2 separate regions of the Homo sapiens genome follow, and region 2 is linked to region 1. Evidence: read pairs that join two places in POLR2A ChIA-PET (ENCODE). Cell type or tissue: A673. All regions are shown on one strand. Each heading gives the region's core, and the rest is flanking DNA. Links, peaks and the distances in the headings are about the cores only.

The links. Peaks named below come from ENCODE experiments on the same cell type or tissue, not always from the same donor. Only the 100,000 strongest peaks of a DNase experiment are listed, where the experiment ranks them.
Region 2: POLR2A ChIA-PET joins it to region 1 with 5 read pairs; 1 of 35 experiments calls an interaction of 5 or more read pairs at or near these places.

The regions. Positions count from the first base shown.
Region 1 is chr15:56,034,754-56,048,780 of GRCh38, forward strand. No RefSeq gene overlaps it. Among named protein-coding and RNA genes, the nearest start is that of NEDD4, 48 kb to the left of the region's middle. RefSeq lists an enhancer at 5,413-6,612. In A673, for the core only: no CTCF peak of the experiment used is centred there; a DNase peak (open chromatin) is centred at 5,928; H3K27ac peaks cover 834 bases.
Region 2 is chr15:57,133,769-57,136,268 of GRCh38, forward strand. The region is part of intron 5 of TCF12 (transcription factor 12); the gene reads left to right. Among named protein-coding and RNA genes, the nearest start is that of SNORD13D, 140 kb to the right of the region's middle. RefSeq lists an enhancer at 62-986. In A673, for the core only: no CTCF peak of the experiment used is centred there; a DNase peak (open chromatin) is centred at 1,263; H3K4me3 peaks cover 1,018 bases; H3K27ac peaks cover 1,103 bases.

The DNA.
Region 1 (14,027 bases), core at 4,409-6,908:
TCCTCCCCGACTGCTGGGCTCTCTTACACTCCTTCCAGCCAAAGTCTTGTTCTCATTTGCCCCTGTGATCTTTAAGAGCTCTGTTCCTCCCCCAAATTTGACTATGAGAAAGAGATAAGAAGCCCCTGACACTCAGGAGCTGCCCTGGCACCCACAGTCAGGCCTAGGCATTTTCCTGCTGAACATAAATCATTTCACAGAACACCAGTAAGGCCATCCGAGAACCAGGATGAATCAAGAGAGAAACGAGACCACTTTGTGATCAGGTTTGAACATGGACAAAACATGGATGTTTTCCTAGCCACAAAAATGACCAAACAAGCCCCTAACCTGGCTAATATGAGTGCCTACTGCTGCTTTACCAATGATCAATTTAGATTTACTCTAGTCTTCCCTCCTTCTAGATGAGATTCATTAAGATGCCCAATCATGGAATTACCTCTGTCTCCTGACAGCCTCCAGTCCAGAGCAAACTCCTACTCCCCTAAACTCTACAATTGCCTAGCAAGAGCCCAAATCCTATAGAAAGTCTTTTAAACACCCCATGGTGACAGAGGCATACCCCAGGGTGTATGGTCTCCCCTGTTGCTTGGAGCACTAAACCCAATTGTTCAGCTGCAGGGGTGTTCCTGGGGGTCCTTGGCTGCAGAGCGTTGACAACACCCAGCAACCCATGATTCAGCCTCCATAGTTGTTGTGCCAAACCCCTATTAACCTCAGTAGGGAAGGCACCAGGTTCCAGAGACCAAAGAAGAGACCCAGAACCAGCATGGGGTTTCTATTAGGGGCTTCCATACAGGGGAAAGAGCCCGGTGGTGGTGGGATAGTCCAGATAACTGCACAGCCCAGTGGCAGCAGGCTGAGCAGGAAAATCACAACTGCCTGCAAACACCATGCAGTTTACATAGCATTTTCATTTAATACCCTCCCCTTAACAATCTCCACCTGGCAATCTTCATTTAACCCAAAACTTAGGGCCTTAATCCACTGCATGGCCTGTGCTCCTTGGGATGGGATGGAGGCCTAGATGTTCCTCCTAGACAATGAATGAATCTCTGGGTTGGCCACTCCTGGATTCCCTAGCTAGGAGCACACAGGCAGGTGTATGTGCCATGCAGGGTCGGTCTCAGGGTATGCTCAAGTTATTGCTGTCAGGTGTGTTTACCCTAAAATAGTATTCAAAGCCACTCCCAGGATTGAGCAAATGCTGAAGGCATTTTGTGAAGATGTAGGCTGTGTGGTGGTCCCCGCAGTTACCTTAGCTCCTGCTCCTGCCTCACCAGTAGGGGTTTATAGCTGGCTTAGAGGTGAGCTGCATGTCTGCCCACCTATCAGAGGTCAGCATGGAAGATGGCATCACCATCCCTCTCACCCAGCACCACCTGGCTACTGGGGGCTGCTCCCCACTCTCAACACTGCTGGTTTCACTATGATTGGGTGGGGCAAATAATTCTAGAAGAACTAAGTGCACTGTGGGCATTAACCATGTCATTTAAGAACAGTGGTTTTATACCTCTGTCCTCATACTCTAGAGTAACAGACTTTTCCTTGGTGGAAGCATCCACTTCTCTATCAGTGATCAAGTAAGAGTAAGAAGATGATTAGGCTCAGTATACCATCAACTCAAAGTGGGCACAGGAGCATCTATATTATTAAAGTTCAGGAGGGAGGAGTCCATGTCTAGGTTATAAAACTGAAATGGACAGCTTCAAATACCCACCAAAGTCCAGAATTTCACCATGGTGATATGATAGTCTTTAAAAAGAGGAGATGCCAGACTGTCCTGAGAATCAGTTCTGATTAATATATCTATGAGGCGACTCCTCTCTCTGGCTCCAAACATACACCTACCAGAAATCATCACCCTACACCTAGCAGTACTGGTTGGATTTCATTTTTAAAAAATTACTGTTGGCTGCTGTCTTGTACCTCCCCTATCTGAGAACTTGAGCCCTCAGCCTGTGTTGGGGGATGTGCTCGCATGGCTTCTCCTCAGTACACCAACACGGGTCTGTCTGTCTGGAAACAGCTTCCAGCTGGTTTGTTGCTGGCAGCAGTGTCCAGCTGCCCTGATCTAGAGAAGCCGCTCTCCTATCCATGGTTTTGTCCCCGTGGCCCTTGCCCTTGTCTACACAGACCTGGCTCACCTGCTTTCTTGGCAGGACCTACCCAGTAGTCACCCACAGGATAGTACTCACCTTTTCTCTCTATTTTCTGTGTACCAGCCTCTCCTTTGCTCTCATCTTCTTTCCTACCCAGTTTAGGTTTTCTCCCCCTTTGCCATATCTTTTCCTCACCTCACTATTGTTTCATCTGAATTTTCTAGTGTTAGTAACATTCACCTTTGGATGGGAAAATAATCAAGTCACGACATTACTCAGAATTAAACTAGATATCTCTAAGTTTTCTTTCAACACTATAATTTCATGATTCTTTGGAGCTACTGTTCTCCCCAACTTCTACCTGCTAAATAAATAATCCAGTTAGAACTTTCACTTTAGTCTGTACTTGACTCTATTTAGAGTTAATTTAGGAGACAGAATAATGGCTCATAAGTTTCTCAACCTCACTAATAAGCAAAGAAATTCAAATGAAAGAGGATTGTTTTCAATCCACCAAACTGACAAAAATGAAAAATATCAATTCCCAGGGTAGGAAAGTTGGTTGGCTGGTACTTTGGGATATATCATTCTGGAAAAGAATCTGGTAACATGTATTAATATTTTAAATATGCATATTCCACATTTGGGAATTTATCCTAAGGCCAAATAAGCAAAGATGTATATAAAATAATGTTAATTGCAGCACTGCATGTAGTAGAAAAATTCAAAACCACTTAAGTGTCCATCAGTAGGAGAGGGTTAATATGATACATGCATAATACTATGCAGATTAAAAAATAATCAGATTGATAAGTGATTCTCAACCCTGACTGCACTTGTGAATCCAGAAACACTTAAAAAACTCGTAATTCCAGGATCCACCCTCAGAGGTTCTGATTATCTGTTTGAGAATGAGGCCCAGTATTTGCACTGTTTTAAAGTGCCCCAGGTAATTCTAATGTGCAGTCAAGTTTGAGAACCACTCAACCCTTAATATGCGAGATGTTTCTATCAGCTCTAACAAGAAAGATGCCCATGATACACTGCAAGTGAAAAAATTAGGTTACTTAATTTGTTGATTATGATTTGTTAAATTGAGCTAAAAATGGCCTGAGAAGGACTCTGTACTTCTATATTTGAGTCCTTGTGGACAAACTGTAATCTAACTTAATAGGTAGACAAGATTGAAAACCTAACTTAGGAGCATGTGCCTGTAACAAGAGCTGAGTCTTGGCCAATCCCAACAGCCATACTTCAACCACTCATACACTGCTGAGTGTTCAAACTGTGTTCACGTAAGGCAAATGTCGAGCTGTAACCAATCCAGCTGTTTCTGTACCTCACTTCCAATTTCTGTACATCACTTCCTGTTTTTTAATCTATAAATCTTCCACCACGTGGCTGTACTGGAAACTCTATGAATCTGCTGTGATTCTGGGGACTGCCTGATTCATGAATCATTTATTGCTCAAACTCCTTTAAATTTAATTTGCCTGAAGTTTTTATTTTATCAGATTACATTTATTAACAAATTATACATGTGCATTAAAATATAAAAGTTTACACACAGTTATTTCTGAAGAGTGAATTACATATTTGCAGTCTGTTTTCAACCATTATCATATATTTCTCTTTTTTGAAAAAATGAAAAGGCTGTACAGGCTGAAAATGCAGAGAAAAAATGAAAACTGGCCTTCAGATGGCTTCTGAGTGCCAACAGGGACTTCCATCCTAAACCTGGTTTTATTTCTGTGGCTGACAACAGCAAAGTGTGTACTTAGAGATAATATGGTCATTGTATTAGTTTGTTCTCACACTGCTAAAAAGAACTACTTGAGGCTGGGTAATTTACGAAGAAAAGAGAGTGACTTGACTCACCATTCCACAGGCTATACAGGAAGCATGGCTAGGGAGGCCTCAGGAAACTTACAGTCATGGCGGAAGCAGGCACATCTTCACATGGTGGAAGAGAGAGAGAAAGTGCTAAGGTGGAAGTGCTACACACTTTTAAACATCCAGATCTCGTGAGAACTCACTGACTGTCATGAGAACAGTAAGGGGGAAATCCACCTCCATGATCCAATCACCTCCCACCTTCCCCCAACACTGGGGATTACAATTCATCATGAGATTTTGGTGGTGACATAGAGCCAAACCATATCAGTCATCTTAGCTCAAGTCAAAAATACTGGCTTGGCTAAATAATTCATTATGGTTCCGTTCACCATGAATTTATGTTCTGCAGAAAGAAATAATGAAATGGAATATGTGCATCATCTTGTATTTTAGAAACAAAATGTTTAGGCAATCATTTCTAAATTCATACATTAAAAAAGTGTGTGCATACTTGAAGAGTTAAACTTTGTAGAAAGTATCTCGTAGGTGAACTGGCTTCAGTGGGCTTTACTGAAAATCATGATTTAGAGTTTTACCACATAGTAGAGTTCACTAAAAAATATTACAGCTCTCCAGGCATGGTGGCTCATGCCTATAATTCCAGCACTTTGCAGGCTGAGGCAGGAGGATTGCTTAAGAACAGGAGTTCAAGGCTGCAGTGAGCTGTAATCATGCCACTGCACTCCAGCCCTGTCTCAAAAAGTAATTACAACTCAATAAAACTGGTGTGTGTGTGTGTGTGTGTGTGTGTGTGTGTGTGTGTATCATTGATTGTAAGTCTGATATTTCTCTCTCCCTTCCTTCCTTGCTGTCTCCACCCTTGTAAACAAAACAAAACAAAAAAACTCCAACCAGTTTTCCCAGGGTCAGTCTACTGAAGAGCTGATTTCTACGTATTGCATAAACTATACTATTCATGAATTTTAAAAAATAACTTAAACTCTCAGGTGATATCATCATTTTCTTTGTTATTTCTTTCTATTGCATACCACCTTCAGAATGATAAAGAGACTGAGGCTCTAGTCACAATTATATTCAGCTGTCAGGAATGATTAACTATCTTCCTTCTCCCCATGAAGTGCATGAGAATGCAACCATGCAAGTTAGGCTGATAATGTCCCCCATCAGATGCTATGGCTCCTCTTGCCTCAGAAGAGAAAAACAGCATGGTTTTGTACTAGGTTATGGAATGAAGTCTGGGATGAATTTTCTGGTTTGTCTGGGGTCAGTCTTCTAGCAAGACTTACTTTAATTTTAAATTTTTTTAATTTAATTTTTTTTGAGACAGTCTCAGTCTGTTGGCCAGGCTGGAGTGCAGTGGCACTATCATGGCTCACTGCAGTCCTGACCTCCCAAGCTCAAGTGATCCTCCCACCTCAGCCTCCTGAATAGCCAGGACCACAGGCATGTGCCACCACGCCTAGCTAATTTTTAAAAAAATCTCTTTGGTAGAGATAGGGTTTCACCATTTTGCCCAGTATGGTCTCGAACTCCTGGGCTCAGGCCATCCACCTGCCTCATTATCCCAAAGTGCTGGGATTACAGGCATGAGTCACCGTGCCTGGCGAGCAAGACTTACTTTGCTTCAAGTTTTGTTTCCAGAACATTTAGGTACCAATTCTCAATATAGAATTCTAACTACAAAAGTCACAAGTTATAAGGCATTTTTGAAGCAGTCACTGTTCATGTCCATCTGTGTCTTTCTTTCCCTCCACTAGCATGGATAATTTGGAGTTAACTGTAGAGCAAATACTTAGGAAATTAATCCCACATGATTTTCAGGTTCAAGGTGAGAAAAAAAGGAGAAAGTACAGTTCTTGTACCTTGACACACTTTATTCCATCTGCAGAAGTGGCTGCAGCTCACATGTGTGACTCACGTTGGAACAGCGGGCTCACATAATAGCATCACGTGCTGGCAAAGTGTTCAGATGACAAGCCAGTTACCTCATTCGGCTGATGCAATCCTGGAATTTCCTGAATTGAAATACAATTTAGGACCAGAAGGGAGAGACCCTGGGCTGTTTGATTAGGGCATCACCTTTAGCTAATTCTAACCACCCCCACCTTTTTTTTCCCATTTGTCTATTTCCTTCTTTCCTTAGGTGTGAGGTAATAATACTAATTGGTAACAGTTAAACTGTGCTGTGCACTCATCTAAGAGTTTTACTCTTAATTGTCAAACAATCCTAGGAGGCAGGCATCCCATTTTTTTCAGATAAGGCAACTGAGGTGCAAAAATCCCATGTCATTGCTTTAGGTCACACAGGAGAAAATGTAAGGCTCTTCTCTTTGAGATGTATACCTGAGGATCTTTGCTTTTAGTGATCAGATTGTGTGTAAGTTTTCCAGGGAGTCCCACTCGTGGAAAGCCCACGACTGCTGTGAGCTGTGACTGAAGATGTTGCCACCTCAGTGTGGTCAATGGCTCTGTCATCCAGTTTTAACCTCCATATCAGAACTTTCTTTAAATTATATGTAGAATTTTTTATTTTTCTACTATTGTTTCAGATTTTTCTTAGTATTTTAAGATGGTTTTTAGTGTTTTACCAGAAAAGGGTCACCACTTAAGATTCCCCTACCCCTGCTTTTTAGGATTTAAGGAGTGGGATATAGTTATTTATTATTTAGTGTGTTAAGATTATTTTCAGATAATAGCAAATGGTCAAGTCTTAATCATTTTTATACCCCATTATTTTGTTCTGGATATAATACCAATATTTATATAAATAGACCAAGGTAGAAGGATTGCTTGAGGCCAGGAGTTCAAGATCAGCTTAGGCAACGACATAGCAAGACCCCATCTCTACAAAAAATTTAAAAAAATTAGCTGGGTGTGGTGATGCATGCCTATAGTCCCAGCTACTTGAGAGGCTGAGGTGGCAGGATCTCTTGAGCCAGGAGTTTGAGGCTGCAGTGAGCTATGATTGTACTACTGCACTCCATCCTGGGCAGCAGATCGAGACCCTTTCTTTAAAGAAAAAATAAACAGGCAAGGAATATATTAGCTTGATAATTATCTTTAGCTGTGACACAAAAAGTGAATACATCCTTCACATTCTGTCATCATGTAGGAATGGAGAAAACTATAAATATGTAAAAATCTTTGAGACCATATTAATGATGGATTCCATTAAGCCCTGGACATTTTGGTGTAACAGTTCCACCTGACAGCTACACCAATCCCAACCACACCATGAAGGGAAGAAACACAGATCCAGTACAGATTGATGGTTCAAACTTACTGCCTGGATGCAAGGTGCCCAGAACAGGCATTTCTAACTCCTTCTGGCCAGGGATGAAATGTGAGACCTTTTGTTACTTTTGAGACACAGAGTTCAACTCTTGCTCTCACATGTTCCTGCAATTGTAGAATATTTTAAAGATTAAAGTCATGGTTCTTTAACATCACCTGTAGTTCAGGGGCCCAGACCTGTCCTGTTAAATCCCCTGACACAAGGCAAGTGCTGCTTCAAGATTCCTTTCTTATCTGTCAAGGTAAACAAAACAAAACAAAACCAGACTTGTCACGCCAAGCTCATGGAGGATAGACAGAACTCTATAGACAAATTAAAAGTCTATTTATAATCACAGATATGCAATGAACCCAACACAATTGATGCTTTATTGCTTATTTGAAGATAAATTCCTATTTCTCCCACCTCTCCCTCTACCCAGTACATTTTAAATGTAATCAGTAGACTTAACAATTTAAGAGTACCCATAAATGAGGATACTAATAGGAATTAGCTGATTCGTCCCACAGAATCCTGAAAATGCTCATGAATTGGAAGTGCCAAGTATCTCAGAAGGTAGGGTTGTGTGTGTCAATGTGTGTGTGTGTGTGTGTGTCTCTGTGTTTGTGTGTATGTGTGTTAAATGCACCTGATAGCAATAATTTACGCATACCCTGAGAATGACCCTGTATAGCAGGTGCACCTGAATGCGGTTCAGAGTTCCAAGCTAAGGAATGTGGGAGAGGACAACGCAGAGATTCATTCCTTATCTATAAGGAACATCTAGGCCCCATCCTGTCCTGTGGAATGTGAGCTGTACAGAGGATTGAGGCCATTTGTTTTGGTTTAAATGCAAGTTTCCAGGTGGAGCTTATTAGGAGGCAGGGGCTAAGTGAAAATGCTGTAAAACCTGCATGCTTTTTGCAAGTGGTTGTGATTCTTCTGCTCAGCCTACTGCCCCTGGGTCGTGGGGTTCTCCTGTTCCGCCCACCACCACTGGGCTCTCCCCTGTGTTTAGCCCCCAGTACAACCCCATGTCTTGTTTGCTGGCTCTGGGTCTCTTCTTTGGCCTCTTGAACCTGGTGTCATCCCCATTGGAGTCTATAAAGGTTTGGTGCCACAGTGTGTAAAAAGCAAAGTCGAGGGACTGTTTGAAAGCCTGTATAAGCAACAGTTAGATTCCCAGGTTACTATCCACACTGTAAGGAGTCAGGTCCTACGTCTTCCCAGTACTAGTAGTGGAGGAGATACTTTGAAACTGAACTAGGAATAGAGAAGAGTGAAGATGAGATGACCCATTTGAAACAGAGTCAGTGATCTGCATTTGAAATTGTAAAGCCTTTTTCAAGTTCCCCTACTGAATTTCAGAATAACAATAACCAATCATACAACCACAAGCAGGATGTGGGGAGATGAACCACCTCAGAAAAAATACAGCGTCTCTCTAGAGACATTTGACGCAAGAAAATAGGGTCTGGAGGTAGGGAACCTAAGGCCAATTCCCACTGACTTCCTAGAACTGTATCAAAAGGAAAACCCCGACTTTCCACATCTAAGTAACAAAGAGACCACAGGCTACTCCCTTTGCAAACCACCCCCTCTTTCCTGCATGGCAGATGGAAAATTTAAAATACTTCTGATTGGTTGCTTTCCACAATCAGACTGATTGGTAGCCAAGTCTTCATTTGCATAGAAGTATAACTTTGTAACTTCACTTTAGCCTGTGATTGGTTGTTTTCCACAACCAATCAGATGTTTGCATAGAGTGTAACCGTTTAACTTCACTTCAGCCTTTGATTGATTGCTTTCTGCAACCAATCAGACTGATGTGGGCCACTACTTCATTTGCATGAGGTATACACCAAGTGGCCAATGGAAAACCTCTAGTGAATATTTAAACCCAGAAAATTATGTAACTAGGCTCTTCAGCTCCTGTGCTTGGGACGCTCCATCTCTGTGGAGTGTACTTTCGTTTTCAGTAAATCTCTGGTTTTGCTGCTTCATTCTTTTCTTGCTTTGTTTGTGCATTGTGTCCAATTCTTTGTGGAAGATGCCAAGAACCTGGACACCCTCGACCAGTAACGCATTGACCTTTGGGGCTACATGAAGAAAAAGCCAGCTGGCCACCTGATTTCCCTGGAGTGTACTATTCATTCACACTTCTTGATTTAGATGTAAATATATATACAGTCATAGCAATGAAAAACACTGAAAATGAATTTACCAAAATTTATGAAAAAACTGCATTGGAAGGATGGATTGGGGAAGCTAAGGGAGTGTAACTCCTCCTCTACCATGATAATAGATAACTTGGATAATTTCTAAAATTGGTGAATAAATAGCAAAGTTGCATATTTAGAAATATGAGGGTAAATGCTAGAACATGACAAAATTGAAAATAGTTACCTCTAAGGAGCAGAACAAGAAGATGAAGAAAGCAGAGGAATACTGTGTTTTATTACATACTTTTGATGGTTATATGAGTTTTTAAAACATTATGGACGAGTTATTACTTTGAAAGTGACGTGATAGTAGTACGTTAGATTATTGACTTTTCAATTAATACTTTAGAGGTTGCATACTTTAAACATGTCATAAATAACTCTGTTCCCTTCCAAAAGGAACCATATTGTTTTCTTTCAGGATGCTTCCTGAAAGTTAACTCTTTCAGGGAAAACAGAGATTTCCAGGGAGGAAATTCCAGGAAGACATTAGAACCCCAGAAGGGAAGTGGGAAGGCTGTCTTTCTGTAGACGCATCACTCTCTGTATATGAGCTGGGATACCTTTGCAGTAAATGGCTATTACCTTTCCAGAAATTGAAAAGCAAGTGCTTCGTTATTTAAGAATGTTGTTGAGATGTATTCTGAGGAGATAAACTGTGGAATACCCCACAAACAAAAAATAACTTCCTCATTAATTATGCACGGTGAAAAGACTCTTTAAACCTATTTTTAAAACAAATTATCTGTTCATCAATATTAGTTAATGCCCCTGGCAGAAATCAAGACCAGTTACAGATATTAAATAGAGAAAATCTGCCTGGTCAGGAGATATAGGTCAGGCTTAATTATCTGATTATTCAGTAGAAAGAGTAATATGGATTATTTAAAGACTCCTTTGAGGCAACACGGAGTTCTCTCTAGAGTCTTCTTCTAAAGAAGTAACTAAATATTATGACCTAAGTGGAGATCTGAAGAAACAAGCTGCTAAGCAAAGAAAGTCTTAAAGGTATTCCACTTCCTCATAAATTTACCAAAACAAGTTTTAGTTCAATGACTAATACATTCTTGTCTTTCCCTATAAAAGTGATTTCCCAGTTCAAGTAGTGATTCTCTTTAATAAGATCCAGACTATAAATGATCTTAAACCAGAAGAAATAACTAAATGTCATGAGGAAATCTCCAGGTCTAGCAATTTTGATAAAGTCTTGAAACCGTGACTTTGTCTAACATCCATCTTTCCACATTGGCTCTGTAAGACCTAACAGTAGGGAAGTGGCTCATCAAATATGTTGAAAGTCATGACAGTATTCCTGAAGAAATATAACAGGTAAAAACAAAACTGTATCATCAGCAATAATTTCAAAGCAAAACAATGCGTCAGCTTGTCTCTAAAAGTGTTCTGGGATAGTATTTAGAGATTTTGACCTTACATTTTTTATCTCATAAAATTATACTCTAGTTGTTTATGTATTGGATGATGGCATTTGCTATTGAGGGCAGACACTGTCTACAAAGAAATAATTTAATGGAAAGGCTTGTTTTAGTCCATTTTCTACTGCTATAATAGAAAACCACAAACTGAGTAGCTTATAATAAACATAAATTTAGAGGCATGACCTTGAAGATATTCCAGGTATCTGGAATATCCAGATATTTGTATATATCCAGACTGCTACAATAAAGTGACTATCACAATAAAGTGAGTCACACGTATTTTTTGATTCCCTAGTGTATGTAAAAGTTATGTTTACACTATACTATATTCTATTAAACGTGCAATAGCATTTTGTCCTAAAAGAGTACATACCTTAATTTTAAAATATTGCTAAAAAATGCTGATGATCACCTAAACCTTCAACAAGTTGTAATCTTTTTGTGGGTGGAGGGTCTTGCCTTGACATTGATGGCCGCTGATGGGTCATGGTTACCGAAGCATGGGGTGTCTGGGCAATTTTTTAAAATAAGACAACGGTGAACTTTGCCACATCAATTGACTCTTTTTATGAATATTTCTCTGTAGCATGTGATGCGGTTTGAAAGCATTTTCCCTGCAGTAGAACATTTTTCAAAATTGGAGTCAATCCTCTCAAATCCTGCCCTGCTTGATCAACTAAGTTTACGGAATAATCTAAATCCTTTGTTGTCAGTTCAGCAATGTTCATAGCATCTTCACCAGGAGTAGCTTTCATCTCAAGAAACCACTTTTTTTGTCCTTCTGTAAGAAGCAACTCATCTGTTTAAGTTTTATTATGTAATTGGAATAATTAAGTTACATCTTCAGGCTCCACTTCTAATTCTAGTTCTCTTGCTATTTCTATCACATCTGCAATTATTTTCTTTACTGCAGACTTGAACCTTTCAAAGTCATCCATGATGGTTGAGATCCACTTCCTCCAAGCTCCTGTTAATGTTGAAATTTTAATGTCCTCTCTATGAATCACAAATGTTCTTAATGGCATCTAGAATGGCAAATCTTTCTCGGCAGGTTTTCAATTTACGTACATTTCCCAGATCCATCAGAGGAATCACTATCTATGGCAGCTATAGCCTTGTGAAATGTATTTCTTAAATAGTAAGACTTGAAAGTTAAAATTACTCCTTGATCCATGGGCTGCAAGATGGATCTTGTCTCAGCAGGCATGAAAACAACATGAATCTCCTTGTATGTCTCCATCAGACCACTTGGATGACCAGGTACATTGTCAATGAACAGTAATATTTTGAATATAATCTTTTTTTTTTTCTGAGCAGTAGATCACAACAGTGGGCTTAAAATATTCAGTAAACTATGCTGTAAACAGATATGCTGTCATCCAGTCTTTGTTGTTTTATTTATAGGGTGCAGGCAGAGTAGATTTAGCATAATTCTTAAGGGCTCTAGGGTTTTCAGAATGGTAAATGAGCATGGGCTTCAACTTAAAGTCAACAACTGCATTAGCCCCTAGCAAGAGGGTCACCCTGTCCTTTGAAGTTTTGAAGCCAGGCATTGACTTCTCCTCTCTAGCTATGAAAGTCCAAATGGCATCTTCTTCCAAGAGAAGGCTGTTTTGTATACATTGAAAATCTGTGGTTTAGTGTGGCTACTTTCATCAATGATTTTAGCTAGATATTCAGGATAATTTGCTGCAGCCTCTACATCAGCACCTGCCACTTCACCTTGTACTTTTATGCTATGGAGATGGCTTCTTTACTTAAACCTCATAAACCAACCTCTGCTGGCTTAAACTTTTCTTCTACAGCTTCCTCACTGCTCTGAGGCTTCATAGAATTGAAGAGAGTTTAAACCAAATCAGAGGATCACAGTTTAGCTTTATAAAAGGTAACCATAGAGAAGGGAACAATACAGACTATGACTCATGGGCAGTTCCCCCATGTCCCTTCCAGGCAGGAAAACCAAAGAAACTTTTACCGAGCTGGGAGAGAGGAATGAGAGAAAGAATAAGAGGAGAGCAAGAGCTAATGTGCAGCCTGGTCCCAGGCTCCTGTAGTCAAACCCCTGGTAGGGGAACAGGTTGATGGAGCTTGGTTCAGTCATCAGAGCAGAAGGAGTGTATGCCCCACTTTCCACGCTGAACTGTAGGAGGGAACCCCGTGCACAGTGTCCCATGCCATGACGGGTAGCCTCAATAGAGGAGAAGTGGTGCCATAATATATTTGGTAGATGAAGAGAGCTTGAGTTATGCCCCACTGGTCTTGCATAACCTGAAAGAGACTTATGAGTTCCTGAGTCAGCCTCAAGTTGGGAGAAAAAACAGGGTACACAGACCCGTTGTGCTACCTGGAGGCAGATGAAGAATAGCTGGTGGAAGAAGAAATAAAGGAATGTGGAATACTATATTGAAGCCTTCGTTCTTGGACCCTGAATAGTTCAAAGAACTAAACCTCTTTTGAGAGAGATACAGACACAAAGCATCAAGCAAAGTCATAAAGTAACTCAGGCCATAAGTGTGGAGGCTTAAGGGACATTTGGAAAGACTGAGTTTTGGAGAAAGACAAGATTTTATAGCTAGGCTTGAAAGAGAACACGTTGTTAGTGATGCAGAAGCTGAAGCTGACTTGGGAGATATGGGCAGAGAGGAAACGAGGAGAGGACCACACCAGCCTAAGAGGGCCTCAGCACAGGATGTGTCCATAGCCAGCCAAGGAGCGTTCTGTCTCTAGCAGAGAGGAGAGGAGATTTCAGTTTAGGAATCAGCCTACACTTTTTTTTTGCTCTTAAAGATAGCTGCTTACCCCTGTTGATGTAAATCAAGGGCCACCACGCACACTGCACACTATGTACAACCCTGTGAGGGAGTGATGCATGCGCAGGGTAGGATAAAAATGATCCCCCTAGGGCTGTAAGATGCACTCTTCCTGCACAACTCTGCCTGAGGGCCTTGCCTAATGCATGCCTTGAACTCATCCCCCATCAAGGGAAGCTCTGTCTGCATCACGACTGAAGCTTCCTGAGGGTAGGGTCAGCAGGAGAATGAAGGAAAGCCACCAATGAAGGGATGTGAGAATTTTACTGAAGGCCAAGGCCCCATAGGTAACCCTAAAGGGATTGCAAAGAGATATATTCTACACA
Region 2 (2,500 bases), core at 1-2,500, 1.1 Mb after region 1:
AGGTAGTCATTCTCCATCAGGTTCCTACTCCTTCTGTCTAGGATGTTATGTGCTTTTCTCTTTTTACCTATTTTTACCTCCTCTTCATAATAGATTACGCTTTCTGTATTTCTAATTTGTGCAAGTTTAAAGCAAAATCTGTTCTTTTTTGCTGTTTGTTGTTTTGATATGCCACTTGAAGTGATTTGCAATTTTTTAAAAGATAGTTTCTGTGATCATAATTGGATTATCAGAGTACTGATGTATTTTTAAGCTTTCACTTAACCTCACAAGAGTGGTGGTTTATTTATTGAAAACTACTGATGTTGCAGTTTAAATGTCAAGAAATTATTTATTAGGTTCTTTTTTTAAAAGATTCTATAGTTATATTGGGCGGTCTTGTTTGATATTTCTTAATCTTAGTCCTTTTTCATAATTGATCTATTCATTCCACCTAATGACTAATTACATATCAGAGCACATCATCAACCACATTCATCATAGTAGAATGTAATAATCAATGACATTTCAACAAAGGAAAAAATAAATATGCAAATAAGGCCTCATTAACATTTGCATGAGTTGTTTGAATAATCACGTTGCTGACAAGGCTGTAATTAACAGAAATTGATGCTGAGTTCAGTATTTGATAGTGTGTTTTCTCAGCATTTTATTGTTGTCACTGCGGGGGCTGAAATGAAGTTCTGCTCTACTTGTACCTTGACTGGAATTTGATGTGCAGGGCTGTGCCAGGTACGAAAGGCTTCTGGGAGCCCTTGATTCATCTGTGACCTACACTTAATGCATATAAAGATTCTTTATTTAAATTGCCTTATTTTTTTAATGAAGCACCATTAGATTTTAGCAATTATGAGACAACTGTAGAAAGAAAACAAACATGAAAATTCAAATCATTCATTATTTTGCCAGAAATGGCTTATATGAATCAGATACAATTAAGACTTCAAGATTTAAATTTGCTCATACCATGGAAAACTGATGCCATTAATTTTTTTTTTCCTCTCTCTTAAATCTTGCCCAGTGGATCACTGTCAAGAGGTTGGAGCTTACTGTAATTGAAAATCACTTGCTTAGGGAAAAAAATCTAATTATAAAATGTACAGTTTGAGGGTTTTTGTGTTTTTTTTTTTTTGAATAGCTGTGCACCCCCACATTCCTCCTCCTTTTCCTGTACTGTTTCCTGTTTTTGTCATGGATATTAACTGAAATGCTCTAAACACAATAAAGCTGTTTATGTCAGTTTTTTGGATGACTGCAAGTGCTGATTATAACAAGTTTAAGGAATTTCCTTTGTTGAATGTGTACCCATGCCATATGGCTCAACATGGAACATTAACTTGACAGGGATAATGGATTGTGGTATATGGAGACAATTTTGCCTGCAGCTTTACTATAACTCATTCTGGTTGGGGATCACAGGTTTGTAGTATGGGATGCAACAAACATCCAGATGGATTTACTTTACATAAAAGAGTTGCATTTATTTTTATTTCCTTCCTGTAATTGGAAAAAGAACTTTTTTTAAAAGAATCAAAATATTAAAAAGTAAACGAAGGGAAAATTGTTCAAATGAAAACATGTATTCTGAGCAGTTTTTTTGGTAAAATGCTATGAAAGAGACTATTTTTGTATATTTAGCACATTAAAGTCATGGTGTATATAAGCTGATACTGCTTTTGTCTTTACGGTAGTATCCAAAATGAATTTTCCTCTCAAGATTAGAAAGTTGTCTGTATCAACCTTAAAGGTGTTTCAGGTTTGTAGACATAAATGATCAAGCAGTGTCAATTATGAAATTATTTTAGTAATGCTTATTAAATAGTAGCCCTCTCTGAGATGAATTGGATTTGTAAGATTTGAGATAGAAAAGCTTTTTAAAAAAGTATCCAGTTTTTCTTTAACTGCAGTATATCACATATAATAGAAGAAAAGGTTTGTTATTTCGCCAAGCAGTAATAAAGTTGCTGACTGTTGGCTTCTTGGTTTTATATGTATCCCTGTGAAAGTTACTCTTAATTTATCTGGTGGGAATAAGAAAACTAAAAGCCACTTTGGCAGAATGATCATGTAACCAAAGGCTAGTTACCTAGAATGCTTAAATACATTGTTGTTAAGAACTGACATCTATTCTAGCTGTGTTAGAGGGGGAAAAAATCTGGATTTTTTTTTTTTCATGAAATGGGCTTGTAATGCTAAAAAAAACTAGCTGACTTGGTTATTTTCACTTTCTTTTTAAATAATTTAGATCTTCATTTATCTTCCACTCTGTGTTTAGGTGGAATATAGAGCTTATGTCATCAATTAAATTATGTGGAAATCTATAATTTGTCTAAATAAAATCATTGATCTATACTATTGATCTGCAGTATCCTTGATACATTAGGTAATGTGCTGTCTCTGAGCACAGTAGATAAAGACAGCTATCCCTTGCAGCTTCTAAACACTAAAAATTGCTGACATCTTTGCAAGTTTATTTTGAGTACCTAGGACATACACAGAA